Linked DNA regions of Homo sapiens: region 2 is linked to region 1. A link is a loop called in an ENCODE intact Hi-C map of the cell type or tissue named here. Cell type or tissue: dorsolateral prefrontal cortex. All regions are shown on one strand. Each heading gives the region's core, and the rest is flanking DNA. Links, peaks and the distances in the headings are about the cores only.

Evidence for each region. Peaks named below come from ENCODE experiments on the same cell type or tissue, not always from the same donor. Only the 100,000 strongest peaks of a DNase experiment are listed, where the experiment ranks them.
Region 2: a loop joins it to region 1, with 9 times the contacts of the local background. A loop is called at or near these places in 3 of 110 quality-filtered maps.

What each region holds. Positions count from the first base shown.
Region 1 is chr2:177,609,768-177,626,693 of GRCh38, forward strand. It overlaps IFT70A (intraflagellar transport 70A), which reads right to left and starts at 8,975. Exons shown (of 1, transcript NM_152275.4): 1 at 3,232-8,975. The coding sequence starts at 8,934. The coding sequence ends at 6,937. It overlaps IFT70A-AS1 (IFT70A antisense RNA 1), which reads left to right. Exons shown (of 3, transcript NR_198966.1): 2 at 7,534-7,753; 3 at 8,521-9,471. PDE11A (phosphodiesterase 11A) reads right to left here. Exons shown (of 20, transcript NM_016953.4): 20 at 13,477-16,926. RefSeq lists an enhancer at 9,048-9,277. In dorsolateral prefrontal cortex, for the core only: CTCF peaks have their summits at 9,258 and 12,958 (motif pointing right); DNase peaks (open chromatin) are centred at 8,614, 8,964 and 9,224; H3K4me3 peaks cover 2,078 bases; H3K27ac peaks cover 2,702 bases.
Region 2 is chr2:177,672,588-177,680,587 of GRCh38, forward strand. PDE11A (phosphodiesterase 11A) reads right to left here. Exons shown (of 20, transcript NM_016953.4): 17 at 2,868-2,931. PDE11A-AS1 (PDE11A antisense RNA 1) reads left to right here and starts at 735. Exons shown (of 5, transcript NR_136171.1): 1 at 735-838. In dorsolateral prefrontal cortex, for the core only: a CTCF peak has its summit at 3,072 (motif pointing left); DNase peaks (open chromatin) are centred at 2,874 and 3,114; H3K4me3 peaks cover 898 bases; H3K27ac peaks cover 1,184 bases.

The DNA.
Region 1 (16,926 bases), core at 5,227-13,226:
GCCTGTAGCCCAGCTACTCGGGTGGCTGAAGTGGGAGGATTGCTTGATCCCAGGAGGTCAAGGCTGCAGTGATCCATGATCACACCACTGCACTATAGCTTGGATGACAGAGTGAGACCGTGTCTCAAAATAAATAAATCAACATAACCATTGAGTATTATTAATTTCCAATGCAAATTTTTAAAAAATGTATGTGTATCTATAAATGCATATGTGGGACTGGAGTCTGGTTTGGAGGAATCCAAATTTATAGGAAGAACAGTTGAATATGGCTCAAATATTAGGAGAACAAATTGGGTGTATCCAAAGTCAACCAAAAGCATTTGTAAGCATGGTTATGATAATGCACAGTCACTTTTGACTTTAGCAAAGCTAAACTAATAAACTAAGTAGAGATGACAGTGAAGGAATTCAGGACATGCCACTCCAAAATATGCTGCCTTGGCATCTTAGTTGTTTTGAAATAGAGGCACTTGAGAAATAGCAGGTATAGGAAGGGCACTCTAATCTCCCCTTTTCTTCCCGAAAGCAGTAGATGAAACTCCCAAGTGGAAGATACCCTCCCTATACCAGTACAAAAGAAACAACATGCTTATCACCAGAGACAGGGAATTGAGGCTGAGAGAAATCTGTACAAACTTTGTTAAACTAACTTATCTTCCTAGTTACTTTTCCACAATTTCCACCCTTTGTTCAAACTACTGTATAACTGCTTAGGCCTAGCCACTTCTTTGGGTCTTCATTGTCCTTGTGGGGGCTCCCGTGTATATGTAAATAAAATTTGCTTTTCTCCTGTTTAATCTGTCTTACGTCAATCCTAGCTGAAAACCCTAAGAGGACAGTAGAAAAATTTTCCTCTCCTACAACAGCAAATGACATTTATGAGTCTTTGAAAACAAAGAGAATATTTTCATGTTCTTAAATTTTGAAAACTCTTCTTAGCTTCCACTATCAAATTGTATAGCTTTTAGCTACTTCAGTATTTTTAAAATTCCTTCTATGAAAGCCAAAGTTTCCTTAAGAATTATTGAATGTATGATTTAAAAAAATGTTTTTAAAAAGTTTCACTGGTTTAAAAGCTATTTTTTAATGAATCGGAATACCCCAGATTAAGTGCCTCTAAAAAAAATTCAGATCCTTTGATTTGTTCCATTTATTCATTTTGCATCATTTCTTTAGGTTGGGCATCAGGATTACTTTATTCTCAAACATGTTGCACCACAACCTTCACACCAGCACAGAGCAGTCACATGGTCACTACTGTGTGTATACAGAACAATGGTTCTTAACCTTTGCTATACATTAGAGTTACCTGGGGGACTTACAAAAAAACTGACCCCTCCTCCCACTCCCATCTCCATAAATAGAAATAGAATTGTTAGGGGTTAGAGCCAAGGCATCTTTACTTTTTAAAAAGTTTACCCACTGATTCTCATGTAGAATGTGGACTAAGAATTATTAGTACAAAAAGAAAAAAGAAGGTAAATAACAGGGACTTAATCATGGCTCAATTGCTTGCTTTTAATTTTTCCTCCTCAAAACCTAAGCAAAATGAGCAATCAATCTCCTGGAAGAGGGTGTTTAGGAGTTTAGCTCAAACGGACTTTGCAAGTAAAGGTAAAGCCTTACGGGGCCTCAAAAGTCTCTGGTAACACTTTGTAAATACTTGTGAAATCAGCTGGCTCTATGCTGGGATTTTTGGATAAGTGAGTCACAACTCTTTGCACTTAAGGTGTAGGGAAGCCTTCTGACAGCCATTTTTACGTGTTTGGTGGCTGGAAACTATAATGAAGAGAAGAAAATCACTGACTTGAAGAAGGATCATATAAGGTGATTTTTTTCAAAGCAGTGATGAAACAACAGGTGAGTCAATAATCTTTCTGCCCAGCCCAGATTGCACCGCAGCTAAATCTGCGCTGCTGCAAATAGCACAGCACACCTGCTCAGGAACCCTCAACGCACTTTTGTAAACCATAGTGTAATTTAGGCCAGCCCTGGAATGTTCTCACTAAGTGTATTTTGGAAAAAGCCTATTAAACCACTGATTAAATTATCAGCAGGAACTGAAGTGGCAAAAGTCATAGCTCTGGGAAAAGAAATGCCTAGCACTGATAGAAAAATTTGTAAAGAAAGCAAACAAACAAATAAAAAAACAAAAAATACCTAAGAGAAGGTGTTATGGAACTGAACAGGGATTCGCCCTCCTGGCACAATAAGGCCAAACATCCACACTGAGGTTTGCAGCAGGAGAAAGGAGGACATTTATTTGCAGAGTGCCAAGCAAGGAGGATCAGGCAGTTCTTGCTTAAGTCCTGACTTATGGTTTGCAAGCAAGGGTTTTTTAAAGGCAGGGGTAAATTTTAGGAAAGCAGATGTTACAGGCAAAATTGTAAATCAATATATGGCGTTTACACATTGGTTTGGCCTAAAAGGGCAGGATATCTTGAAGTGGGGACTTAGTGATCATAGATAGATTGAAAAATTTTCTAATTTGCAATTGGTTATGGAAAAGAAGGTTTGTTTAAAAATTCTGGGGTCAGCAGAAAAGAATGTAAGCTCTGGCTCCTGGGTGTGGGTTCCTCCAGGCACCTCAGAAAAAAATTTAGACCATAAAGAACGGCAGTCAGAGTTCAGTCCTCAGTTCCCCCTTATCTGAGGTCTATGTGCAGGCAGATCTGTTTGGTGGGGGTCTGGGTTTCTGAAAAACAATTCAAGGACATATGTTAAGATGTTATCTCTAGTTCCTATAGGGGAACCAAACATCCTGTGATTCCAATTTCTTTGGCTATCGCCTTAAGTTACTAATACCTTCTTGCTCATCAAGTTGCTTATTTGCTTTTCAGGGCTAGCTAGGTGGCTGGAACTTCCCTTGTAGGAACTCAGGATTTTCCTTTATTTCTATACTTGGAGGGCCCTGTAGGCCCCTAAGAGGGGTCCCTGCCCTAAGAGAAAGGTAGTAGAGTGGAAAGAGCAGGAGAATTGAGTAAGACGCCCTGAATTCTGATCCAGGCTTTGCCCGGATCCTATTTGGCTCTATCATATTATCCCGGGGAAGACATCTTAATCTCTCTGAGCCTCAGTTTTATGATTCAAGAGATGAACTGGTCTAAGCCCTCATTGTTCAGACTCTAGCTGCAGACACATTCCAGATGTTTATCTTAATCCTTAATTTGTAATTTAAAAGAACCTATTTAGGTCGTATCTACAAATGTAAAAAAATCACATTTACAATTTCCCATTTTATATTTTACATGATTATTTCCAGAACCATTTTATAATTTTACCAATCATTTCATTATAGATCTTATATACATTGTCAGAAAAATAGTCTCCTCAGTTTCTGAAACTACTTGCAGCGTCTTGGTCAAATCATGTATAGCTCTCCTCTGTTCTTTGGCATTTTGTGAAAACAGTTTAATGGTAATGAATCAGTACAAGAACAAAAGTTCTAGAAACAAAAATATTGTTTTAACTACAGAAAAATTTTTTGCCTTTTCCAGTAAACATACAAAATAATTGCACTCCTTAGCATATGTGAGTATGTGGTATTGCCTTCTAATTAAATATTTTTCAGCAAAGTGTTGCTGTTATGGTCTGATTCCTGAAGCTTTCTTTTGCTTTACAATGTTAGGGTGTGACCATCTCTTCCTATGGTACTTCATGACTAAAAATGGAACAGACACTTTATATTCACAAAAGTACATATTCTCCTTTCCATATACACTATAGTGTATGGTTTTGGAAAATTTGGAAGAATTGGGACTAAGACGTTGAGACTCTGATTAGAAAAACTAACCAGTAATTTACTGTTGAGACTTAAGATCTTGAGAGTTTGTGGGTACTCTGTGGACACATGTTTTATAGCAGATGCCATGAGTGCTGGTGAAACTTTTAGTCATGTGTCCTCTATCTTAAGCATTTGACTCTCCTAATGAAATAATTGAAAATAAAATATTAGCAGCAATAAATGCTTTCCCACATAACTTACTAGGGTCCTGCTTGCATAGTATAATTTTAGCCATTTGCTGTTTTGAATTAAGGTATTCAGTCATTGATATTGATGTGTTTTATTTCACAAACGTGCAAATTTCACTTTTGAACAAGGATTTGGGCCCATTTTATATGTTCACATGATATTAATATTTGCAATCAAGTTATTGGCAGGTCTCACTTAAACTAACAAATGCTTATTTTTCACACTAGAAATGTACTTATAAGTCTCTATATTCTAATAATTTTTCCTTATGAAGCAAGTCCTTTTCTAGTAAATACACATTATGATGTTGTAGAACGGATTTCAGTATGTGGTGGATCAATCTTGGCCCAAATCCAAAGGAGCTGATTTAATTAAACAACCAAAAGAACCTCAATTAATAGTGGTATCAAGTATAGAGTAATCACTTAGTAAAGACTCACTCCCCAAGAGAATATTAAACACTATACCTATGGCTAGTAAATTAATTACCGTTTGGCTAATGTCTGGCCCTATTTTTCAATATAAAATGATTATAGATTACAGTAAGGCAAGTGTCCTCTAAAGTTGAGTATATTTAATTCCCAGTGTTACAGAATTTAAAATGATACAAATACTGCATGTCTTTAAAATTTCAGTCTGTTTTTCTACTGAGTTCAAAAAGTTTAAAAGATGGAGGCTACCACAAATATATAAAAAAACTTCACTCTATTCTACAACTTACATAGATCTAGTACTTTTGGTGAGTCCTCTTAAAATTTTTTCTGGCATTACCAATCTGAGAGTCACTTTTTATCAATATATGTTATCTTGTTTTGCAAAAATGCATTTTTAAAAGGTTTCCAAAGTCACCTTGATAATCATAGTGCTCACTCACTTGACACTTACTGCTAAAAGGTTGTTATGCATCTTTTATACCTGGTTGAGGTTCAACTTCCAGCTATCAGAGAAAAATGTCCCTATAATTCTATAATTGACAAAAGGGAAAAGATAAAAAAGGGAAAGAGAACAGGGTGGTAAGAAAGATTGATTTTTCATTTCTTATCTTGTGATACATGCTGCAGCAGTAAACACCACTATCTCTCAAGTAGACCCTTTGAAGACAGGGGGAGAAAACACTCCAAGAGAAAGCTTTAAACTAGAGATTGCCTTCCTATTCTATGTGGCTTTGACCTTTTGGAAAGTGCATGGCCTCTTCTCCTTGTATTAAATAAAACAAGAATATGAGGACTGATGATTTGATTTGGTGAGTTAGTTATGGAAGTAGTTCTGGCATCTCTTATTTCCATTCTGTTATCCATTACTTCTGTTCTGTTAATGGCAGCAGACACTTGATTAACTACTGAGATTTGGACATGCAGGAGATCCAAGGTGGATTGTGAAGTACATCATTAGCTAAATCTCCATTACATCTTCACTTCACCGGTTCCTCTGTTTCCAGATTTCTGGCAGACTGGCATCTAAAGGCCTTCATGTTAGAAGCAGGAGAGGCTCTAAATATTTCAAGAATAATTGAGGAAAAAATACACATTATAACAGCTTGTCAAACTACTGAATGGAACGGTGGTTCATCATTTTTTGGAAGGATTAAAAGCAAATCTCCTCTTCCCGAACAAAAACAAACATTAGTACAAAAACTGAAAGAGGAAGTTAAGAGAATTATACCATTTCTAAATACTTATAAAATTATTAATTTATGCGCAACCATAACAGAGACTGGGGACCACCCTATATATATTCATAGCTACGGCTGTAAGCAAAAATTCCAGGTAAAAAGGCAAAAATCCAAATTTCTTATTAATAATCAGTATAACATCCAACAATAACAATCACTTACCATAGGGGTTAACATTTACTGTAAGCCAAAATCCTAGAAAACATTAATATAAAATACAATTATATATTTCCTAGCTGATTTGCTTATATATCCAGGTCATAAAAAAAGAAAGGCAACTTTTTTCTATGTGGCTTATACAGAATCGGATGTTACAGCTAAAAGTAATTGTAAAGGCTTCTGATAGTTCAAATGATTGTGAAATCCCAAAGAATAAAGGAATTTCTGACAGCCTAAAATTAGAAGGTATGGAACTCATACTTTTATTCTTCTCATTCTCAGTTCAGTGCTTATTTTTTCCTAAAAAATTAAAAAGTAAAAATTAAAAATTTCAGTTTTTAAAAAACCAAAAATATTAATAAGCTTCCACACTTAATATATGTCAGTATCCACAAGGAGGCAAAATCATTTCTGTAAAATCAAAAATAGAACATGAAGAAAAACGTTTATTATAAAACTTAAGAAGCAACCAATCAACCAAATTATGAAAAAAAATTTTGTCACTGACCAAACCTCATAACCTGAAAAGAACCAAGAAAAGAAATTCCCATTATACTTGTACTTCTAAAAGGGCTTAGAGGTCTAAACTAGACTTCGTTGCAATCCAGAAAGTTAAAGGACTAAAAAACTGGAGAAATAGAGTTAAGAATTAGATTTATCAGACAGCATAGTCTATGCTGAGATAGCAAAATAGACATGGCTTTATTTGCTGATTGAGAAGTGGTCCAGCCGTGGGCTAGCAGTCATTTACATATCAGTGACCAAATGCAAACATACCCGTACTAACAGTGCTTTGGTCCATGACATACCCTTTTGACAGCCCAAAGCTGAAACGTCAACTCTATCTGGGGTTACTTGCTTATACAAAGATGTTACTCTAGCAATTGTTGCTTGAGGGCAAGACCAGATGATTGTCACTAGTAGGAAGAAAGCAGAAGTGATGCAGCTTACACTGCATAGTCCCTACCCTTCTGGATTAAATGAAAAAGTTGCTCAAACATAAACTTGTTCTTACAAAGTGGATAAGATTCAAAATAAGACAAATATAAAGATGCCAAGGCTAAATACAGATAAAAAAAAGTGTGGTACGTAAGAAAGCCATTTTGAAAAAAGCCACTATCAGTCATAACTACTTATTCCATCCTATAATCTCATAAATCAAAGCTTTCAATTGTCTGGACTCATCTGTGACTGTATTCTTCCCAACATGCATTCTTTCTTCTTCGAGGGGTTGTTCAATAACAGCAGGTATGTTTGTGCCATAAAGTTCACAGTGTCCTAAAAACTGGACACATTCTTGAATAACACTGTCATGAATGACTATCATGTGTTTTGACATGTTTTCTAACAAGGACAGGAAGCATCTTTTGGCATAATACCAGGTATCTGTTCCCAGCTTTTTATTATAAGGCTCCAAGCTTTTGATAACTCGAGAAATACCAAACTCATAGTTTCCTTTGGCACAATAAAGAGTTCCTATCACCAAATTCACAATGCAGAGATGGTACATTTTCCGATTTGGGTCATCATAAGAGAGCTGCTCTTCCTCCTTTTCAATCTTCCTCATCAACTCCTCTGCTTCTTCATTTTGACTTGTCATAATATAGGAAACACAGAGATTAGCCAGTACAATAGCACTGACATTCAGGATGTTATCATAATGCTTCTTGACTATGGGTTCATAGAAACCAATGGCTTCTTTGTATTTGTTTTCCTGCATGAACAGAACATGAGCCACATTCAACTTCCACACATCATGGTCGTTACAGAATTCCACAGATTTGCGGAAGACCTTTTCCACCATTGGATAATTTTCAAGATTCCAGTAGATTTTTGCCTGAGCCATCAACACAGGAATGTATTTCTCCATGGTTTCATCATATTCATTCACTGCCTTTTTGATAGCTTCATCATCTCTGTTGTGTCTTGCTTCCTGTACTTGCTTGGTGAGTCTCCGAAGCTGCTCAGTCAGCATCCCTGCTAGCCCATCAAGCTTAATGAAAGCCTCTTCAGGAGCTGTCTGGCAAGTGATCAGGGCATCTAAGAAGTCATAGAGATAGGGTGTGAGGAACTTATACGTCAAATGGGCATTTTCTGCCAGGACATCTGCTGCCAGGTCAAAATACTCATATTTACAGTAGAGCAGCAACAGGTTGCCAAAAGTCTCTGGAGGAAAGGGATTCTGTTGGAGCAAAAACTGTAGCTTTTCAAACCCTTCTGTAGGCCTGGCATCCATGTTCATTAGTGCCTGGTTGTGCAGGGTCACAGGGTCCAACTCTTCCTCTGCCCTGGGTGGCATGTCGGTGAGGGTTTCTTGAGCTACCTCATAGTTTCTCAGTTGGTATTCTATGGCTGCCTTAAGGTTGAAGGCTTCCACCAGAGCAGTCTGATGGAGAACTAAGGTGTTGCCAACACTGCGAACATCAAAGCCCTCGGTGGTCATGCCCACACCTAGCTCAGGATGCTGGCGGATGCCACGCTCAATAATCTCAGCGATATGCTTCAGTGCTGAGGCATACTGTCGGCTGCTGTAATAGGCCAAAGCCAGGTTGTAGGAAAGGTCAGGCTGGTAGCCCGAGGCCTGCAGTGTGGCAGAAAACTTGGAGCATGCAGCTTCATACTGTCCCTCCTTGTAGAGCAAACAACCCAGGTTGACCTGGCCATCGGTCTCATTGTCGCCTCCACTTTCTTCTCCCCCTTCCCCACTCAGCAGCTGCTCCACCAGGCTCCTGGACCCTGGCAGATCGCCCTCGCTATACTTGATGGCAGCTTGCAGGCGGAGGACCCGGCTGTGGTAGGCGGGGTTATCCAGGAGAAGGAAGGCGACCCGAGTGGCCTCCGGATAAAGGCAGGCCTTGTACAGGGCCTGGGCCTGGTACAGGCGGTACTGCTCCAGTTCCGGGTGCAGCTGGCCCAGCTGCTCATAGCACTCGGCCGCCAGCGCGAACTCCTGCAGGCGGTAGTAGCAGTAGCCTAGCAGCGACAGGCCGGCACGGCTCCTGGGGCTCCGCTGCAGTTCTCGGCCCAGCAGCTGCACCGCCTCGGCGTAGCGGGCATCGCGGATGAGCCGGTACACTAGCGCGGTAAACTCCCCGTCGGGGATCTGCGCGCCGCTCAGACCAGCCATAACCACCACGGCTGTTATGCGTGCGGTTACCACGGCAACAGGGCAACCGGGCAACCGGAAACGGAAGACGACGGGTTACTTTGCCACGGAAGGAATCTGTTAGGAATAAAAAGGGACCGTTCTCGTTAGTCTCTCAAGTTCGGTTTGATCTTCAAATATTCTGGACTGCAGCGTGGCGGCAGTCAGAAGGGGAAAGACGACTACTCCGGGCCGTTCAGAGACTGAATCTTCCCGGTCCCGGCATGCATCGTTCCTGTGGCGCCGCTGCGCAGGCGTGGCCGCACTGCATGCTGGGAGGCGTAGTCCCTGTTGCACCGACCCGACTCGCGGCCCGTGTGGACGCACGGTCACTCGCCTTCCCTGCCCCCTAAAGATGAGGGGCACTCTCTGTGTCTGTTGTGCCACCTCGGTCTCTAGCGAATCGGAGGAAGATTTCCGGCACCATGTTCTGGCGATTTTGAGCCTTGTGCATTGGTGTGGTCTATACTAATGCTGGCGTTTGGCTTACTTTTAATAAAGTAGAGATCGTCAGTACAATAAAAGGACCTTTTAATAAAAGGAGCGGGATGGCAAAAGGGAGTTAACTCCTTGAATTCCCTTGGAATTAGAGCAGGTTCTTATGCTACCCCGAGGGCACAGTTTGTAAGAACAGAATACAGCAGCAAACAGAAATCCTTCTTATTTTGGTGGTTTCCAGAGGTTAATAAGGAAAAAGTGCTGTGAATCTTAATTGGTACTGGGAGAGGATCTGTTTTTGATCGCAGTATCTCTCCTTTTCCATGACAAAAAAAAAATTACTGAGTATATGTTGGCGTTTACACTTGGTTGTATCCATTGCTGTGGTCCTCCAACTGTCTCTGCCAATAAGAAATCAGTATCTTTTGTCATCTCCCATGATATCCATTGGTCTCTCTAGCACCTAATATAAACCTAATCCAAGTAAAAGTGTGTTGTTTGCTACATAATTACTGCAAATCCTTTGTATGCATCCATAATAGTGTTACTGCCCATAAATCTTTTCTGTATATAAACTTCACAGCTATCATACGGTTGATAACGATGTCAACCATATCATATAGCACCTCTATTAGAGACTGTTTACATATAGTATTTCTAATTTGAATAAGCAGCCTGCATTCTGCATATTGTAGTTTAAGAAGTCTGTGGGCTAGAAAGGTTTAAAGATTTAAGTATTACATTAATTAAATCAAACTATTAAATTAATAGTTTGTTTAAAGCCACATCTAGGTAGGTAGGGGCTGAACCATGATATCCAATAACCAATTTCAATAGGAAATAGTGACTGATGAATAACCCAATCCATGTATCTCATGTACGTGAGTTTGTAAGGGCCCATTGTTTGGTGCTAAGTGTGTATAAGGAATATTATTGTCTTTGTTTCTCCATTAAAACAATGAACTAACTTTGTGTAGTTAGTAAACTTTGAACTTCTAGGCCTTGATTCCAGCTGTGAGCAGATGTGACTACTGGAGTTGTGTAGTTCGTATTTACCCAGTATCACTGGAAGGAGATTTTTAGTAGGTGTGTGATTGCTCATATCATCATATGACTGACTTTATGTACTTACTCAGTCTTCTCCCTTGCCAGGAATTGGCAGAGTTGGGTCTTTTTGGCTGGAACTAGACAAGGAGCTTCCCAGTGCATCAATTCCAAGAAAGGGAAACTGCACCCATTTCAGGATTGAATGGGACTTTGGCTCACCTAAGACCCCACAGAAAGCAACTGTGGAATATTACTATAACTCTATTCTGAGGCTTCTTTCAATCTGATCTCTTGGTGCACCCTTTTAGAGTCTTAAGCCCAAGGAGGTACATGGGTAGAGGATACTGCTCAGTAATAAATTGGGGGAAGGGGTGCATCGACTTCTTTACAGCAGGCTGCCTGATGGTTCTCCCTTGGGAATTTAGGCTCAGTATTTTATTTATTTATTTTTTAGAGACAGGGCTTTGTTCTGTTGCTCAGGCTGACATGCAGTGGCATGATCATAGTTCACTGCAGCCTTGAACTCCTGGGCTTAAGTGATCCTCATGCTTCAGCCTCCTGAGTAGCTGGGACTACAGGTGCACAACCATGCCTGGCTAATCTTTTTTAAAAAATGTTTTAATGGAGATAGGGTCTCACCATGTTGCCCAGGCTCATCTCGAACTCCTGGCCTCAAGCAACCCTCCCACTTTGGCCTTCCAAAGTGCTGGGATTACAGGTGTGAGCCACTGTGCCTCGCAAGGCTCAGTATTTTAAAATTCTTATATATGTACTGTTACCTTAGGTAATTTGCTATTAAATTAAGGTGAGATGACAACATGGGAATGGGAAATTGCCCTTCATTAGTCTTTCTCTCTGTTTTGCAGAGTTGTATTTACATCATCTTCAAATGGCTTCTTGAAAATGTATGAAAATAAAAGGACTATATTCTCCTCCAAATTTCTGGGATCCCTACCAGGATTCAGTTGGGGTTCTCCTCTTTGTGTGGGTACCTGTGAGCATGGTGGCTGAAGTGGGCAGGAGGGAGGCCGTTCTGTGTCTCTTCCTCCTTATTTCATGTGATGCTGCTCCAGAGGCCTGGCTTGAAAAGAGCAGGACATTCTGCTTAGACAGATGGAGGGCAGGGTCATTTTCAAAATGAAATGAGTGCACAAATCACACTGTGAAATTGGCATGACCATCACTGCTGCTGTGATAGACTGACTTTTATCTGGTCTCTGATAGGCAGTTGGGGAATAGATTAGTTTTGTTGGGCGTGGTGGTGAGAGAAGGCTGTTTAATGATAGAAATTATGGAAAGAATGAAATAGGGTGGAATATTATAAAGTGTCATAAAGCATCATTTTGTTTGCAATAGGATCTTGAAAACCTGGAGGATATATCAAAAAGTAAGTGTATCATACCATTTCAATTAATAGGAAAGCATTTGGTGGTTGCAATAAAGTGATTTGGTGACTTGTAGAAAGGAATTGTAGTTTGATGAAATTTGAGTTGGACTCAGGGTGGATTTTGCTACACAAAGGGAGACATGTTTATCACGTAGAAGAGTTTCATTTAGGCGAAATAGATAGGAACAAAAAGCATGATGCTTGGTTCTTAGCATACTTATGTTCTGCCTGCCAAAATATGCCATGATCAAGTCCCATATTCTATTTGTATGTACAATCTATTTGGCATTCTCTTTTAAAACTAGTTGGCAGGTATGTCTTATTTATACTGTATCTGTGGCCCCTTTCTGTTGGTAAACATTGTTAATTTGTGAGTTTTTCAACCACAGCTGTGGTCAAACATCTTCCTTTATAAGGGAGGACCTTCTGCAAATCCATTTTCCAGTTGTTATTTCTTTTTCCCTTGGATTTCAGACCATTTTCTTCAGGATGGACAGTTTGTGGAGTTCAGTTATCTTGCATCCCCTTTCTCCCACTCCAGTCTTCTACCGTGAACAGAGAAGAAAACTATAAATTAGTGCCAAATTGGAAATATAGTTGACTGACTTTTTGGAGCATCTGTTCCACCTTTTAAGACTTTGGGAAAGAGTGTATGCTAAAATCAACACTTGAGAACATTTGTCCTCAGATGGTGTGACATTTAACCTCATTATGAACTCTCCTTTTGCGGGTAGTTCCAGCTTTATTAATATTTTAATTAGATTTCCTTCTTGAATATCCCTTGCTTTTGATCAAGTAGCTTGTATTTTGGGGTTTACAGTATTATTGTCTAAATTAACTTCCCAGGGAGAACACAATAGCATTTTGGTTTATAAAAGGGATTAATGGAGAAGGCAAAACTGTGGATACAGCAGCATTTAAAAAAAAAAAATCAACCATTCAGACAAAGAGCTACTCCAAGCCCCTGTGTTTATGCAGTACTTTGAGTATCAGGCCTGCTTTGCCTAACTTCCCTCATTAATCCTCACAGCCCTTCTGTGAATTAGGTGAGCCTTACTGTGGGCCCCACTTTAAAACTGCAGACTGCAAAGCACAAAGAAGCCAGTGATTGCAGCAGCCAGCAATGGTGATTGCTTATGCTGGCCAGTAGAGGGTCACACTGCACCTCTTCCCTCTCTCTCCCTGGCCACCTCCTCTCCAGTCATTTGAATTGGCTTTGGATCATTTGCTGCAGTTTGTTCTAATAGAACAGGCACAATGGTGTAAGAATTTTAAAGTTTAAGCACCGAAGCCGTTGTGTAATTGTATGGCGACAGTGTGGCTAGCGGCCCTGCATTGATGCGATCCCCCTGTGTAATTGCCCATGCAAATTTGAGCAATCTGTAACGGACACAGGAACCCAGCATTTGTCCGCAGACTCTCCTACCTCCAGAAAAACTTCGATAATTTGAAGAACCTTTTGTCATCTTTAAAAAGCTATATGGACAGGCGTGTCCTAGTGTCCCTCTCACACATGAAAACATCACAGATCAACACAAGGTTAATGGACTAAATTAACAGTCAACATTTAAACTGTAGGTATTTGGATGCTTGCTTCCTTCTTTCAGCCCTGAAATCACCCTTCTCAAAAGAAATAAAGATTATTCCAGAGCTTTAGTTAAACTCTAAGTATTTTATTAAAAACAAAGATATTCAGGTCTCTTAAAGCGGGCTTCCAAAACTATGGATTAGTTGCTTGTGAAATGGCCAACCTGTCTATAATGTAATATTCTTACAATGAAACATCAGTCTGGGAAATCTACACAAAGTGAATGATTTCAAACAACTCAATTGAAAACGTATTTCCTTTCTTTCGTGTAAAACAATAATAATTAGGAAGGAAGTCAGTAGGAGATCCTTTTTAGGTTATTGTACATGAAAATAAAATGGCAAAAGCAATTTCCCCCCAAGGGAATGAGACTCAACAAAACTTAGCCTCCTATTTCCAATGTTATTTTTAAAATTTCATCTAAATATGTCTTAATCTAAACTAGAGTAAAAGAAAAATTGAGATTCGAATACACACGCATATACACACAGAAAATGAACACAGATATAAACGGTGGCACAAATAATACATTTTTCACAGCAAATACTTCATTACTTAATAAAAAAACACATTTGTGTACTAGCGTATACAAAAATGACATTGGTGTAGTTATGTTATACAGATAAACAATTTATCTTTAGCAGTGAGGAGAGAGGTACCAAACATGCAAGAACATTCAAAATTAAATTTAAAAAAGTACAACCCCAAATTACTAGCTGAAGACAAGGTCATGACAAACAGTGTCAGCATGACATTGGGCATTGCTAAATCTAAATGCTCATCATGAAATTCTCCAGATACACCTCATTTTATTTCTGCCCTCTATATGTTTTATTCTATTATTCTTCACTTAGGAAGCTGGTGCAATTTTGGCCTTCTTGTAGTCAGACTTAACCTTTACATTTCCTGATACATTTGAGTTTTGGGAGTTCTTTACAGCATGTAGCAGAATAACAATTTCAGAGACTGTTACTCTGAAGCAGATAATGAAACTTCATTACAGTGGCATTGCCAGAGTTTTTAGGGTCCCAAATTAGGTTTTGTTCTGTTGCTTTAATGAATCCTTTTTGTGTTTTGGTGGTTTTTTTTTTTTTCAGCCAAGGCATTTTTCTTTATATTTAAATCTTTCCCTAGTATGTCTAGGTTTCTGTCCCACTGGAAGGAAATTGTTTCACACTATTACTGGAGATGAAACTGGTTTTTGTCTTTCTGCAATTTCTAAGAGTCAGCAGGAAAAATAGATTTTAAAATAATTTTACTGCAGAATAAATTGGGCAGATTCTGTTTAATTACCTAGTGTTAAGTGGAAAAAGTTATGATAAATTTTGATACACAGAAAAAGCAACTGGATTCTGGCAGCATTAATATTAGATAATATTGTTATTACACTAACACAAAATGTTAAAGATGATTTCTAACCCAATGTATTTGCAAATATACAATACCTGGAAATGCATAGACATCTCAGATTTTAGAAACAAAATGCATGTGCAATTTTAACTTCTCTTAACTTTATAAATTCACTTCTAAATTAATGACTACCATTTATGGGATATGTGTGATATCAGATAATCTAAAATTGTTTTTTATGAAATAAAAGGACATATAAGGTGGGTGTGGTGGTTCATATCTCTAACCCTAACACTTTGGGAGGCCAAGGCAGGAGGATTGCTTGAGCCCAGGAGTTCGAGACCAGTGTGGTCAGCATAGTGAGGCCTCGTCTTTACAAACAATACAAAATTTAGCTGGGTGTGGTGGTGCACACCTGTGGTCCCAGCTACTCATGAGGCTGAGGCAGGAAAGATCACTTAAGTTGGAGAGGTCAAGGCTGCAGTGGCTGTGATTGTGCCACTGCCCTCCAGCCTGGGTGACAGAGCAAGACCCTGTCTCAAAAAAAGGACATATCTTTTTTTAAATTGTATTGATGACTACATCTTTCATCATAATTAGAGACAGGCTCAAGATACATCTGTAGTATGATTGTGCTTACATCTACCCCATATATGTAAGTTTTATTATGTCTTTATTAAGAAGATGACTGCTTTAGGTTTGTTGCTATTTTATTTGAGAAGAATAAAAAAGAAAATTATCTGGAAAATTTCTTTAAAGCTAAACACGTCTTGGTCCTTTGGTGTGGGGACTGAATAAAAGTCAGTGCTTTTATGTAATAGATGGAGATTCTAAGACTTGGAGAGTCCTAAGATTACAGGTTCAGCTGGTGGCCAAGCTAGGAGGGAGTTCCAGTCTGCTATGCACTGAATGGCACCCTTTGCAGTATGTGAAGCTGTCCCTACCCACCAGGATTGCCACTACATTGTAGATTGTGCACATAATAGCTACATAGTGACTAGTAAGAATAAATATGTCTGAAAAAAATACATCTCATCGAAAAAGTAGGATGAAGTTATTTCAACAATTAATGCCAAGAGACCTGAGGAAGCAAACATAATCTGGTCAGTTTGAGTTTTTACAAGAAGGCTCATATTTCAAATGTCTTTCTCCAATAGGAAATAAACATTAATAATAAGGACTGGGAAACTTCCTTTCTCTTTTTTGGAAAAGCAGATTATATGGATAACTGCATATGCCTCACATTCTTGCAAAATTATAAATTGTTTAGAAAAGGGATTAAAAACGCCTGAAACCCGCAAGAGTTCAACCTCTAACCTCTGGGGTTGTTGGCACCAGGAAGCTGCTACCTTCCTGTCCACTGCTTCATAGTCATGGAGACACAGACCCATGGCATTAGTCAGCAGTTTCTAAATCTTGACCCACAATAGGAAAGATACCTCAAGACAGGAGAAATAGATGGAGGCAATTACAAACAGCTACTAGATTGATGGTTGACATTGTCAGGGCTCCACTGTATGGCAGATTGCAATGGTGTTGAACTCCCCTTGCTACCAGTGGATGTTGCTATTGGCAACCATGCAGTGAAGCCAATAAAACGGCAAGAAAATGAGAGGAAAACTCAACCTTAGTGGAAGCTTGTAGGGTTTATGCTATAAATTATGTTCCCCTTAGCAATATGTAGCATCAATGTTCAGGATAGCTACAGTGCTCACGGCAGCCTGCAGTCTCTGTCAGACCCTGGGTCCAGTTTTGTCATAAAGCACATGCTTTAAAATGTTGCTGTAGATGGACTGGCATCCATTTGTCTGGGCTATTTATTTATTTATTGTTGGGGAGGATAACAGATGTGGGCTCATCTCTGCCTCACACAGACTGATTTTCAATTCCCGTTCGTGATATAAACATGATGTGGCACATTACCCAGAAACACCTGCAGTGCTTCGGAGCTGCAGACACGTCACGATCTCGCAGACCAGACTCTGTCCCTGACTCCACCCACCCTTTGTTCCCCACCTGAAGGAGGAGAGACAGCCCTGCAGAAGCTATTTTCCTTTATAGCAGAGTGATACAGAAAACTGGCTTAATAAAATCCATAAATCTGAACAACCTCCTCTTACCTGCTCTGCAGAGGCAGTTTCTTCCTGCATTCATTTCCCCCTCT
Region 2 (8,000 bases), core at 1-8,000, 58 kb after region 1:
TAACTAAAAGCTAACAATGTTCTGAATAAACTTACAGTCTTCGGAGATGAGATTAGAAAACAAAATGTTAGTAGCATGTGATGATTGCCATTGACTGTTTTGCGAGGAATTACAGGAAGTGAGTTAGAAAAGGAGGAACAGGCTTATAACCAGGAATGAAAGGAAATGGAAATAGTCGCAAATTCAGGGACTTGTAGGGATGGAAGATAAAATTGCTTCTCAATTCCAAACTATGAAAATGAAAATTGCGATACACTTTGACGAAGTTTGATTAGGACTCAGCTTTGTAACAAGAATCAAATAAAAGACATCTAGAGTTAGAATCTGAATGAATTAGGTAGTTTGCAGCATATCCTTCTAGCTGGACAAAAATGGCTCGATTAAATGATTTACCTATATGGTTCTCTCACTGAAGCCTGTTAGGCCCAAGGCACTAGGAATTAAGTCAGAAGAGAGAAAGAAATAAATATATTTGCCACATTTCTTTATTCCTAAATGTAAAGAAGCAAATAAATACAGAAAATCTAAGATGTTTGTATGGAATGTGGATGTGGTTATGGGCAAATGGAAAGGACTTGAATCAAAAACATAAAAAGCTGACTAAACGTACAAGAGAGTTTTGGTGCCAAAGAAACGCTAAGCCCATGATTACACAAAACAAGTGTTGGGACTTCAACCTTCTTTAGGTGAGAAGAAGGCAGTTTGACCTTCAGATAAAGCTAAGAAGGGTGATGGGAAAGGAATAATTTCCCAGGGAGGATTGAAAGGTCAAGGGAAAAAGGAACCAGAGAACATCTCCCAGAGAATCAGGGTCCCCTGCATGGTAGAACACCTCACAGTGAGTACCCAGTGGGATTTTGGAGTTGCCATGGACCACTCACCACTCCACATTGCTATGAATATCGCTCATCTCTTCCCTTTCCGAATGGGAGTCTTTGGGTGCATGTTGGACTCTGTATTTTGGGTGTGTGTAGGTCTTTAATCTGCATCCAGATCTGTTGTAGAGACTAGCATGTATCTCCCAGAGATCCTGGACTTAAGAGTTTGATGCCGTGACTGATGGGACATTTGGGTTGTCTTTCTTGGAGGAAGGATGGGTATATTTTGTCTGCTGGAGGGAGAATGAATCACATTTTTGGTGATGAGAAGGGTAAACTCTGGTAGTCATGCATTCACTATTTCTGGCTTTCTCCTTTCTGAGCAAATAGAAGGATGGTACTTCCTGGTTGGGTGGGGTCATGTGACAAGTTCTGGCTGATGAATTGTTGCGGGAAGCATTTAATTGCCAGTGCAAGACCTTCCAGGGCCTCTGTCAGAATGATCTAGGTAGTGGCTGTTCCTTCAGCCCCAATACAGAATAAGGACAAAGTGGCGCCTGCCAACCCTAGGTGCCCATGTTCGTGAGCAATTTGTTGTTTAAAGCCACTAAGATCTTGGGTAAAATGATAACATAGCCTATTCTGTGGATACGCTTGCATCATTTAAAAATGCTGACTGATGCATCATGTGAAGGAACCCATAACACACTGCTAAGAATGAAAGCTTTGGAGCCTAATCTGCTAGAATCTATACCTAGCTCTGCCACCTACAAGCTGTTTAAACTCAGGCTGCTTATCCTTTCTAAGCCTCATTTTTCCCATTTGTGAAATGGGGATAATAACCATATTAGTTTCCTAAGGCTGCTGTAAATTACCATAAAGTTAGTGGCCAAAACGACAGGAGTGTATTCTGTCATAGTTCTGGAGGCCGGGAGTTCTACATCAGTTCACTGGGCAGAAATTGAGGTGTCAGCAGGGATGTGCTCCCTCTGGAGGCTCTTGGACAGAATTCGTTCCTTGCCTCTTCCAGTTTTCCTTTGCTCACGGCTGCATCACTGCAATCTCTGCCTTGTCTTCACATTGCCTTCTTCTGAGTGTGTAATTTCCCCCTGCTCCCTCTTATAAGGACATTTGTTATTGGATTTAGGGCACACCTGGATAATCTAGGATCAGTCTGCAGCTGAGATGCTTAATCACATTTGCAAAGATACTCTTTCCTTTCACGGTAATGTTTACAGGTTCCAGAGATTAGGACCTGATATCTTTGGGTGGCCATTATTCAGCTGACTACAATTTTAAGGATTAAATGAGATAGTATATATAAAGCAGTCAATAAATATTAGTTATTTATTGATATGGAAATGCATCTTATTTTCCCTAAAACGTCAAGTCTTTAGATGCCAAGTTACTGTTCTGGACCCCACACAGTAGGTGCATCATAAAACGCACATAACGATTAACCTCTAAATACCATCAGTAATCCCTGGTCTTCAGTTGGGTAGTTACTTAAATTGAAAACTATTCTTATAGAACTAATGCTTTATGGCAGAGAAATCAGATAGGTGGTAAAGGCATGGTTTGTTTTTCTGCAAGTTAAATTGGATACTGCATATTTTGACCACAGAGGTTTCTGATATCTAAATAATATTTAAAAAGAAAAATATAATTTCCTTTTTGCCTCCTTTTATTTTCAGATATTAAAAAAAAAGAAAACAAGACTTTGTACTGAGATGTGATTATCTTGCCAAAAATCCTATCTTTGAAACTCTTGCCTTAATGGTCAATGTATTATTCAGATTTCGCACATTAAAAATATCTTACAGAGTCAGAAATACTATTGCTTAGTGAAAGCACGATAAAAAAAAAAAAAAAGGGCTGTGCAATAAACTGTGTCGTGCCTAAGCCTCCTGCTATTTTTTACACCATGTTAATACTGATGCAAATTGACTAGGGTTTCAGTGCCTGGTAGTCAGGGCTCTGGGAATATTGTGTCCCCCTTACGCCCCCCAGTCCCTCCTCTGCTGAGCCCTGCCATTAATCACCACTTGCCTGTCTGGAGATCTCCCACGGTTTGGTCACGGCTCCAAGGTCACAGGCTGTCATTAACATTGATCTGAAAAACAGAACCAAACAAAACAGCCTGAATAATCTTTTGTTGCATTCCTAAACAAACCCGTCCTAGATACATAAATAAATAAAATAAAATGGAAACGAGGCCAGCTCACATCTTCCTTTCCTCAACAAGGGGCAGCACTGTTTATAGTCCCTGTGTTCAGCATCTCCATCATGTGGCCACGCTGCTTAGGAAGACAAAGCTCTCACACATCCTCTGGTGGCCCTTTTGTTTTGTCTGCAGCAAATCAAGGAAAGCAAAGCACTACTTTCTGTACACCTGAGCTAAGCAAGCTCTGCTTAAAATAATTTATAATGGACAATGTTGTTGGGTTTTTTTAAACTATAAGCAAGAGAATCAGTATATAACACTATATACATGGCTGATGAAACTACTTACCAACTTATCATTGATTGATGGGAACAAAAGAAAACCCACACCAAAGAGGCAAGGCACATGCCACATAAGGGGCTCCTTCATTTTCATCTGCTCTACAGAGCTAAGATTTATGGGCAAGAGCTGTATCATTTCACTCCAGTTTACTACCTGGCTCCAACAATGGTTTATAAGCATTATGAAGAAGAAACATACTCAGCTCCAGCTCTCATTAATTTGGGCACATAAGAAAGCACAGGAATGGTCTGAATCAGAGTTTTGAGGGGCAGGGTTAACCATAATTCATACGGAACCATGGAAACACTGGGAACAATTCAAATTGTAGATAGCTCTGGTGCTTATATATAATTTAATGTGGTGGGAGGAGGAAAAATAAGGCACACTCTGTCCCAAATCTGCTTTCTTTGTGCTGATAACCAGCAGAATGTGATGAAAAGTAACATAGGATTTGAGCTGGGGAACCACATCTTGGCTAACTGCTTTTGGAAGAAAGGGGTATGCAACCAAAGGTCAGAGGGCTGTCCTGATGTCGGTGTTAACATTTCATACCCTGCCAGATCTAATGCCTTGGAAACATGTCTGCTGCCCAGATGGCAGAGCATGCTTAGATGGCAGGGGGGTCCCCCCACAGGAAACCCCTCCAGGGAACAAGGCAGGGTCACAGATAACAATAGGTCATTCAAGGCACAACCAGGTGGCACCGGCATCAGCAGCCCTCTCAACTCGAGCAGCATTGATGAAACCTCTAATTCCAAACATCCCTGTGTTAAGAACTACGCAAAGGGAGACACATCAGTCTATTCATTTTTGACCTTCTGTATCAGGCATTTCTACACTGCTTACTGTGTGTCTGCTTCTGTACTAAGTGCTTTACTAACCAACTGCTAACTAAACTACTAACTAAATGAATCGTCATCACCACCCCAGAGGTAGTTGCTATTATCCTTATTTTACAGATAAGTAAACAGAAGCACACAGAGATTAAGTCATTTTCCCTTCCCAAGGTGAGTAAATGATTCAGGATTCTGTGCCTATCACAAAGCTACCAGATGCCCTCTTACTACACATGGATGCTGACAGTACTGGAGGGGGACAAGACTGGCTAAAGCATTGGATTTCTCAGCATCTCTCCTGCATAGCAAATAATCTCTATGAGGTTGCCTATTTGTATCATAATGTGGATAATTACTTAGGTTCTGTCCAGTTGATAATTTGAAACTTTCTCTTCAAATGCATATTGCCATTAATCAGTTGATCAACAAGTTTATTGAGTATCTGCTAGGTCCTCAGATGATAATTCTAATAGCTACCACTTATTGGGAAGTCTCCACAGGGTGACTGACTCAGTCTCTATATGTGGTAGTGATACTATTATTATCTCTTATTAAAGTTAAAAAAATAAGGCTCAGAAACGTTAGGTAACTTGCACAAGGTTGTACAGTTATTAAGTGTCAAAGCTGGGATTGGAATCCTTTGTCTGACAGAAGAATCTCTACTTCAATGAATACAGTGGAGCAAGAAGTCCATGCAGAGAAGGGAGACAGGACAGGCTGAGAGGTAGGACGGGTAGAGTGGCTGCAACCTTTGTCCATCTGGCACTGGGGAGTCAACTAAGCCTGGGGACTCAGGAGGGACCTGGATAGACCTTTAGGGAGGAAACTTTAGGTGGTGGATGTGAGGATGGTTTGAAGAAGGAGAGGGTGGAAGGAAGGAGACTCATTGGAGATGTAAATTGATAGGAGCCTAAAACAAGGAAGGGAGAGTGGGAAGGGAGGCACAGGGATGGAAGATTGCAAAGGAAGAACTGAAGAAAACAAATGAGCAGTTCTATGTTATTTTTTAGATTAAGGCTCTTCAAGAAGTGAAAGATCTTTTTGAGAGTAAAAGACCAGGGAGAGAGTTTTTACTAACTGTTTTAGACTGAGGTCCCTATAATTCTAGTTCAGTTTATAGTGAGTTAACATACCTCTCCTCTATATGCCAAAATTATTTCAATAATAATCTTGTGACAATCATTATCTTCTTGATTTGTTCTGTAGTTGTAAAACAATTTAAAATGAACAAATTTTAATGTTAAAGATATATTCAAATTGAGTACAAAGATTTTGTGTAGACTGAAATCTGCACTTGCCTAACAAAAATATGACACTTTGCAGTTTGCACTTATTTCAGTTTTAAATTTTAACCATGAATAAAACCCACGAATGATCACATAAAATGACAGAATGAAAGTATCTCAAGTTGTATGTCTTCATCTTTACCATCACCGTGCTATCATTGTTTGTTCTGAATATAGTCTTTAAAAGCAGGAATATGAGTTCTGCAAGGTTAGAAACACAAACGACACCCAGAGAGTTTGAGAGGTTCTAAATGGTTAGGAACTTACTATTGAAAGTGTATAGCTGCATCTACCTATGTCAAGAGCCAGCTGTATGCCTGGGCATTCTTAGAATTAACTTACATTACGTGTGCAAAGAAAGGATAAATAATAAACATGTGCTTATTTGAAGCTTTCATATCAATTATTTTTATCTTAACAGTAACCTCAGCAATTGTTTGGAATTTATACCAATAAAAGACATTTCTTAGGAGGTATATCTCACCATTGACTATTTAGAATTGCTGGCACATGGTGGTAATAAAAAGCAGACTGACTTTTAGTTGGTTTTATTACTATTTTAAAATTCTCTACAGATGGTGCTCCCTTAGAGCACCACCCTTGGTGCAAGGTGGTCAGAGTGTAACCATGAAATGGGGGAGGGAGGGCAGATGAGGGGAGAGGGGAGAACCCAGAGCACCTCCATTTTATGTAACATGCTTCCAAATAAGATATTTCTTCCATATGGGGTTCCTTGTCAAAACAGTTTGAAAATCTCTGTAGGAAAATATCTAGGCAGAGAAACTCAGAAATGGCATTTCAGGAAAAGAGCTCAGAAGAGAGGCAAGCCCAAGAAAAGGGCTGGGAGTCATTTGAGAAGAGATAGTAGTGACACTAGAAGGATGCTGAGGAAAAAGAGAAGAGAATAAAAAATACATCCTTGGGGGACAGTTCTGTTTAGTGGATGGTGGGGGGAAGAAGGGCTAGAAAAGACTAAGAAGGAAAGAGTCAGAAATAAAGGAGAGAATCCAGAAGCGTATATGGCTTTGCAGAATCCAAGGCTGTAGAGGGTTTTAAGAAAAGAGAGGCCAACACAATTAGGGGCTATAAAGAGATCAGGAAGCTGAAGAGAACAAAGGTTGTAGCTTTTAATACTTGGAAGGTGACTGTGGTTCAACAGAAGCAGAAATCACATAGTACAGACTTAATTCCTCAGTAAGGAATGGGTAAATACTCTGTGGTATATCTGTATTTTGGAATACTGTGCAACGATAAAAGATGATGAGGTAAAAACATGTAAAGAATTCCAAAGCATGTAGTTGAGTGGAAAACCATGTTCACATTGGTATGTAAATATACAATTTATGTTAAAATAGACAATCAAAATACACACTAAACAGTATTTTTCCTAAGGGTGCATGTGTATGTAAATGCTTTGGAAATGGTCTGGAAAAACACAATACACTAATAACAAAATACAGCTGTGCAACCAGTATGGGAATTGGGGGTTGAGCTCAAAGGAGATCTGGGGGCTTATTAGCAATGTTTGATTTGTTACAGAAAATATATATTCATATAATTACTCATGGCATTAAAAATTATACAAAAAGAAAGAAATTGCCTTGCAAGAAATTAGGAAGTGTGGGAGTAAAGGGAAGGAGAAAACTATGATGGGGTCTGGAGAAAAGGCAGCCTGTAGGGATGACTTTTTGATTGGGGAGGCAGAAGTGTGTTTTTAGGTCTAGAAAGGTCATGATTAATAAAACAGATTTTGAAAATGGAAGCTGAAGGAGCATGATTGATAGAGCCAGGTTGGGGTAAGGGGCGAGGAGGTGGAAGGAATGGAATTAGGGCACCAGTGGAGGGGCTGGTCTTGAAGATGAAAAATGAAGAAAAAGGCCTGTAAAGATAATACAGAGGAATATTAAAGCATAGAGGAAAAAAACTAGAGCCCTCTGGGGAGAGGGCTGCAGGAAGGTGACATGAGGACAGCTACAGAGGGTGGGGCAGGCAGTGGCCTGTGTTCAGAAGATGGTGCCAGAGATTTTATATAGCAGATACGGCAGGACTATGTCAAGGTTTCCGCTTGGGGTAATCCAGTAGTTGCCTGGTTGTGGAGCAGACCCAGTGTGCCCTAACCCTGGCCTCACGAGCTCTCCCAGCAAAACTTAGCAATGTTAGAACAGGGATAAGACAGCAGAAGGTCTGGTTGAGGTGGAGAGAGTAGAAGGATGGGGTATGAGAGAAAGAGGAATAGTGCCCACTCTCTGGAGTGGCTGCAAGAGAGGCTAAAATTTGCCCCATAAACAGAGTGGGTTGCTACTGTCCTTTCTAAACAACTTGGAAGACGTCCCAGGCAAAGGCTAGAACAGACTCCTTATCTCCACCTCCAATATTGTTCTGACTGGTTTTCTATCCGCAATGCCTATTGTCTCTAAAGAAAAGCAAAAGTTACTCCCCACTTCCTTTGTGCTATGTAACTCTGATTTCTAGGATGCAAAAATCCCTTCTCCACCCAACTTGCACCCCCACTTCCCCAGGAAACAGAAGAAATCATGGCTTGCCAAAACTGAAC